Linked DNA regions of Homo sapiens: region 1 is linked to region 2. The links are chromatin contacts, found by Hi-C in ENCODE. All regions are on one chromosome and are shown on one strand. The core of a region is the stretch at or near the end of the contact, and the rest is flanking DNA. Distances in the headings are between cores, read along the strand shown.

Evidence for each region. Hi-C counts contacts between places; a loop is a spot of excess contacts on that map. Pooled maps may share reads with other maps.
Region 1: a map of CD4-positive, alpha-beta memory T cell shows a loop between it and region 2 (15-fold over the local background). The contact joins the promoter of GTF3A here to the promoter of SPATA13-AS1 in region 2. A Hi-C loop is called at or near these places in 2 of 168 maps with a recorded cell type or tissue (CD4-positive, alpha-beta memory T cell and naive thymus-derived CD4-positive, alpha-beta T cell) and 4 of 50 pooled maps.

What each region holds. Positions count from the first base shown.
Region 1 is chr13:27,423,369-27,426,483 of GRCh38, forward strand. It overlaps GTF3A (general transcription factor IIIA), which reads left to right and starts at 1,251. Exons shown (of 9, transcript NM_002097.3): 1 at 1,251-1,570. The coding sequence starts at 1,370. RefSeq lists silencers at 1,076-1,345, 1,356-1,415, 1,516-1,595 and enhancers at 1,686-1,755, 2,706-2,925.
Region 2 is chr13:24,253,070-24,255,930 of GRCh38, forward strand. It overlaps SPATA13-AS1 (SPATA13 antisense RNA 1), which reads right to left and starts at 1,370. Exons shown (of 3, transcript NR_046531.1): 1 at 1,267-1,370; 2 at 10-130. All of the region lies in intron 4 of SPATA13 (spermatogenesis associated 13), which reads left to right.

The sequences.
Region 1 (3,115 bases), core at 1-2,500, 3.2 Mb after region 2:
GAACTGGCGCAAGAGAAACCATTTTAGAATTCCGGAGTTGTGGGAGGGATGAGTGTAGAATTCTCCCATCCATGGACAGGGGCTAGAGTGGCAAATGAAGAAAGCAACAGGTGGACCCAAGGCATAGACACTCTCACAGCCCCGTTATCTTGAGACGGAGGATGACACAGGCGTTATCAACTTTCCCACTTTCAAGATGAGCAGACTGAGGCAAAGGAGTGTTTATGAACTGGAATACTCAGTTCATAAGCACTGATGTTAAGCCCTGGCTTGTTTCCAGAACTGCACTGCTGTGCAGGGACCTGTTCATCACATTCCGACAAGGGCTTAATGATTCGGAATAATGCAGGATGTGAAAAATATGGATCTGGCGAACATCCCCCAAGTCATCCTGCCAGTTATCTGTATCCAAGGACATTTTTTAGGCATGTGGTCCTCATAAACTAAGATACTCATATTCATTCAGGCCTCTCAAAAGTGCTTCTCAGGTTTTGATATGCACTGAATCACCTGGAGATTTGTTTCAAGTAGGTCATCAAGGCTCTAGGGCAGTGTTCCCAAACTTTTCCTTTTTTTTTTTTTTTTTTTCCAACCACCTGGTCAGTTTGCCGGGGTGGGGAAGGGTAGGATGGGGAGACATCTGTATTTATTCTTTTAGAGCTCGGGGTCTCACTCTGGGCTCAAGCGATTCGCCCGCGTACCTGGGACTACAGGTGCGCACTACTGTGCCAGGATAGTGGTTCCCAAACTTTTCTGCGCATTGAAATCACCTAGGAAGTTTCCAAAAATACTGATGCCTGTTTCCTACCCCCAGAAATTGTGATTTAAGTGGTCCAAGTATCCTCTAGGCTTCGGGATTTTGTAAAGCTCTCCACGTGAATCTGAGCTTAGGAACCTCTGAACTGGGGCTTGCAGCAGAAGCACGTAAAGCACGCAAAGAAACGAAACCACACAGGTCACACTAGTAATGTGGCAACAGGCTAACTTAAATTATGTAAGGCTAGTGCTTTCCAGAGTGTACTGGAGGACGGGAAACAAGCCCCATTTAAGCAGTGCCTCGGGATTTGAGTTGCCTGTGAAACGCAGCAGCCTTCTGCCGAGGACGCAGAAACCCCCGCCTCTCATCCAGGGCTGACAGGGCACGGGCCGCGAGCCGCGGCGGGGCCTCCTGGCGCATGCGCGATCTCCCGGAGCATGCGCAGCAGCGGCGCCGACGCGGGGCGGTGCCTGGTGACCGCGCGCGCTCCCGGAAGTGTGCCGGCGTCGCGCGAAGGTTCAGCAGGGAGCCGTGGGCCGGGCGCGCCGGTTCCCGGCACGTGTCTCGGCACGTGGCAGCGCGCCTGGCCCTGGGCTTGGAGGCGCCGGCGCCCTGGATCCGCCGGCCGTGGTCGCCGAGTCGGTGTCGTCCTTGACCATCGCCGACGCGTTCATTGCAGCCGGCGAGAGCTCAGCTCCGACCCCGCCGCGCCCCGCGCTTCCCAGGAGGTTCATCTGCTCCTTCCCTGACTGCAGCGCCAATTACAGCAAAGCCTGGAAGCTTGACGCGCACCTGTGCAAGCACACGGGGGAGGTGAGGGGGGCGAGGCTGCCAACCCTGGGCCTAGGGATGGCGCGTGGCCCCGGGGTAGCCACTGCAGTCGTGGCCAGGGCCGCAGGCCCCGCTGTGCAGCGCGTTCAGCTTTGACATCCAGGACTTGGGGAAGGAGCTGAGGAAGTAGACAGGAAGTTGTAGGACCTTCGTTCTGCGACCTTGATATCCATGGCAGGGGCTCGGGATTTACTAAGCAGTCATTGATCGTGAGTCTCGGCCAGCCAAGTGCCTCCCGTAATCTGCAAATAAGTGTGAGGTTTGAGGGGGCCCACCGCTACTAGACACCTGCCAAACACTGGCCCCTGGAGCTGGTACAGAAGATGGGTTACATGTACCAGGGGTCGTGAAAGCAGCATGTGCTCATTTCTTCGTAACTCCACACTGGAGAGAGCAGTGAGCAAAACAGGCAAACCCAAGGTTTCTGCTGCCATGGACCTTTGTTCCTGGGTCGAGCCGACCACAGGATAGGTGGGAATGACATGCAGTGTTGTGGTCAGGAAAGGCCTCTCTGTGTGAGCCGTGTAAGAAGGAAGGATCTAGCCATGCAGACATTTGTGCTAGGTAGAGAGAACACAAAGGGAGCCTGTGACCCTTGGGGTGGGAGGCAGGTGGGTGTGTTTGGGTGCGGAGATCACCATATGAGGTCTGAGAAGTAGGCCCATTAGGAGTTTGGATTTTATTTTGAGGGCAGGAGAATGTCAGATACCATGATATGACGTGGCAGCCCATGTCACACACAAGTGAGGAAAACGAGGGTCATGGAGGTCAAGGAATCTGCCCAGCTTCCCAGTTTTTGGCAGAGCTAGGCTTCACACTGCCTCAGCTTAAAGCCCTTAATTTCTTAAACCACTGGGCTGCAGTCCATACCTTTGCCCCTTGCACCTCCTCTAATTTATGGGCCACCTTCTCCAGGTGTCCTCCGGGGCCTCATTCCTTAACCTCTCCAGCACTGGAAGGCCGACCGCTTCTTCCTTGAGACCTTCTCTGGTTCTTTTCCTCTTCCTCGTCTGCCCTTTTCGTTGGATCCTCTTCTGCCCTCTGCATGTTCCACCCCGCCCAGCTCCCTCTTGCGGTCTTACATAGCCACCGGCATGACTCATAACATCCTTTATGCTTTGCCCCTCTGCCCTTCCTCTTGCCCGTTCTAGCCTCTAAATTCTGGGCTCTGTATTACCAGTAGATCCACGTAAGAGCTTGCCTTTCCTTTTAGACCGGTGTGCTGTATTTTGGATACTGGCGCTACCAGTTTCCTTAATACAGGTTGAAAAACTTGGAGTCATCTTTGTTGTCCCAGATCTCTCATGCAGATTAATTTGACAAATGTTTATTGAGCCTACTCCACGCCTGCCGCTGTGCAAGGTTCTGTGGCTCCGCCCCTGGTGGTATGTAGCTCACTGTGTTCCTGTTTGCTTGTTTTGCTCCTAGTACTCTCATGGAGGCCTCGGTGCCTCCCTCCTGGACGCCTTGGTAGTATGCTTTTCATAGTTTGATGCACCAAACTGGTTATTTGGTTATTTGGGGTGT
Region 2 (2,861 bases), core at 120-2,619:
GTCACTCACCCAGGGGTTCAGGTCCCAGGATGGAAGATTCAGCTGTCCGAGCTTAGGTGATATGTCCACCACCTGGTGGTACTGGAACAGGAAGAAGGGTGGGGTGTCTGTCTCCAGGGACCCTTGCCTTCTATATGTGAAGACAGGCCAAGTAAGTATTTAACAGAGCAGACAGTACTATAAAGAAAAATAAAACAGGATAGAGAGCATTCATTTCCAAAGAGTGTTATTCTAATGACACTCTAATGAACAGGATGCACCTGTTCCATGAACCCTCTCTCTCTTCCCTAGAAGGAGACACCCAGATCCTCATCAGTGGCAGCAGACACCTCCAAGTCTAGGACCTCTTAGGATAACTAGTCCTCCAGTTCCATGCAGTGCCTCTTCAGCGTTGATTAACTAGAGGCAGATTTAAGCAACACATCCCTACCAGAATGGCAAGGCAGGGAAAGGAAGGAAATAGAGAATTTGGGATGCTGTGGAGAATAAAACGTCATGCAAAGTTTACATTTCAGCATTTGAACAGATTCCATAAGTCAATATGTAGGATGCACCAAGGCACCAGTGACGGCCCTGCAGAAGATGACTTTGGGTAATGTGAGGAGTAGGAGCAGGTGGGGGAGATAGCCTCCTCTCCAAGGAGGTGACGCTGGGGACAGGTGAGTAGGAGGCAGTGAGGCAGAGATCCGAGGGAGGAGAAGTCCTAGCCGAAGGAGCACCAGAAGCCCAAAGACAGGCAGGAAACATGATGTGTCTGAGGTTCAGCAAGGAGGCCACAGTGACAGGAGCTCAGGGAGCAAGAGGCAGACGAGGATGTTGCAGGCTGGGAGGTGGGCTGAGGCTGGAAAGGGCTCTGCAGGTCATGAGGAGGCTGAGCTTGTTCTAAGTGTGGTGTGAAGCCATTGGCAGCAGGAGCATATTATGTTCCGGTTTATGCTTAGAGAGGGAGGGCAGTTTGTGGGGGGAAAGGAAGAGGAATGGAGATTGATTTGAAGGCGATTGCATTAGTCCATTTGAGAAATATGGTAGCAGTGACCACAAAAGCCATCCCCATTTTCCGTGGGTGCTCATTTTCCCAGTGGTACGAAGAGGCAAAAATGGCCAGCCTTGGTTCTGATTCACTGTGGCCAGGACTGTGAACTCTGGAGGAAGTACTTCTCCCTTGGGCACTAAATTCAGTTTCAACAGAGCAGAGTTCCTAGGTGGGAAGAAAACATTTTGCAAGTATATTATTAAGTAATCCTAAGAAGCCGCTTCTATGTTTACCCTTGGTTTCCGGCCCTGCATCTTCTGCTGTGGGCCAGCCTCTCCAAATTAGTCACTGCTTCAGAGCTTGCGTCCCATCCAGGGCAGTATGGCAACTTCTGGGTGTGTCTCCCAGCTGCCTCTGTAACTTCATTTTTATTTGGTTGTTATTGGGTGTGATGGGGTCATGTGCTTCCTTCTCTGTGACGTTCTGGGCCTGGATGGCGTGTGAGATGCTGCGACAGGATAGGGGCCTTCTAGAGGATCCACAGAGTGCAGGAAAACAAATCCAAGCCCAGCATAAGTGGCCCTTCCAGTAGGGACAAATCACCACCCCCTCTATTATGAAAAGGCCCCACTGCAATCAGCTTTCCGCAAGGGGCTGTCTGGTTCCTGCGGGGAACCGTATCATCAGCTTTGTTGAGGGGAAGGCCCAGACTTCCTGTGGTTTAGCCCAGGCTTGGCATCCATTTTTGCCACCATGGCCTTTTTCTTGCTTGCTTCTTTTTTTTTTTCCTTTTTATGAACCCACTGAGCAAGTATCAAGATGACTAGGAAGGAAGACTGGCATCTAGCTGCACATTGGGACAGCATGTCCACATGATGATTGATTAGCCTCTCTTGCAATAAGGATTCATGTAGGATGGACATCATCTCATGCTCTGCGGGTATTCTGAGGTAGCCAGTTATACTCCTTCCCCAAACCCATCCTCAGCCCATCTTGTTCTTTCCACATTCCTCCAGGCCATTCAGCCAGGCCATTAGCTCCTAACCAGGAGTGCGCACGAGCTAAATCCTTGCCTTGCCAAAGCCATCTCTCCTACTCAGAAAGGCTTGGGAAGAGTATTGCTTACATTTGCCGCCGGGAGTTTCCCTGTCCTGAGGACACAGTCACCAGGCTGATGGTAGGAGTTCTCTTTGAGAAGCTAGGAAGAAGACTTGTAGTAGGATGCCTACCCTGAGGCTCCCTGGCTCTGCTCCATCAAGAGGCCTGAGTCTGGGAGTTGAGTGAGGGCCCTCCCTTGTCTTCTCTGTCATGGTGGCTCAGGTCGGGCTCTGCTTGCCAGCCCTGGAGAGTTCCTCCTACACAATGTTGTGGTACCTTTGTGGAATCACTCATCTGTTTTGTTCCTGGGGACCCCGAGATCAGTTAACAGCACAACCAGAGATTTCACAGGTCAAACCATTCAGATGACCAAGCTGGCCCTGCTGTGTGGTATAGTAACTATGCCCACCTTTTTCCCATGACAGATGTCCCACCCCCATGGAGGACCAGGTTTGCATTGCAGTGGAACCATCTCTCAGCAGCATCTCTGGCCTAGAGAGATTAGCAGTACATTAATTATAAAAGCTGCTGTCACATGGGAGATGCAGCCCAAGGGGTGGTGAGACTCACATGATAGACCATCTCTAGCATTTCCATCCCAGTCCTGGAACTCCTTCCTTTCTATGCACTGAGGGTTTTAGGTTTATATACCAACGAAGTGCTAGAATGGCATCCAGCTCAGTAAGCCCACAAATTGAGCTCAGCAAACCAGCTGTAAAAGCATCATTTTGAGACACGTTGGGGAGATTTTCAGATGAACTGAATATTTGGCAACATGAAGGAATTATTT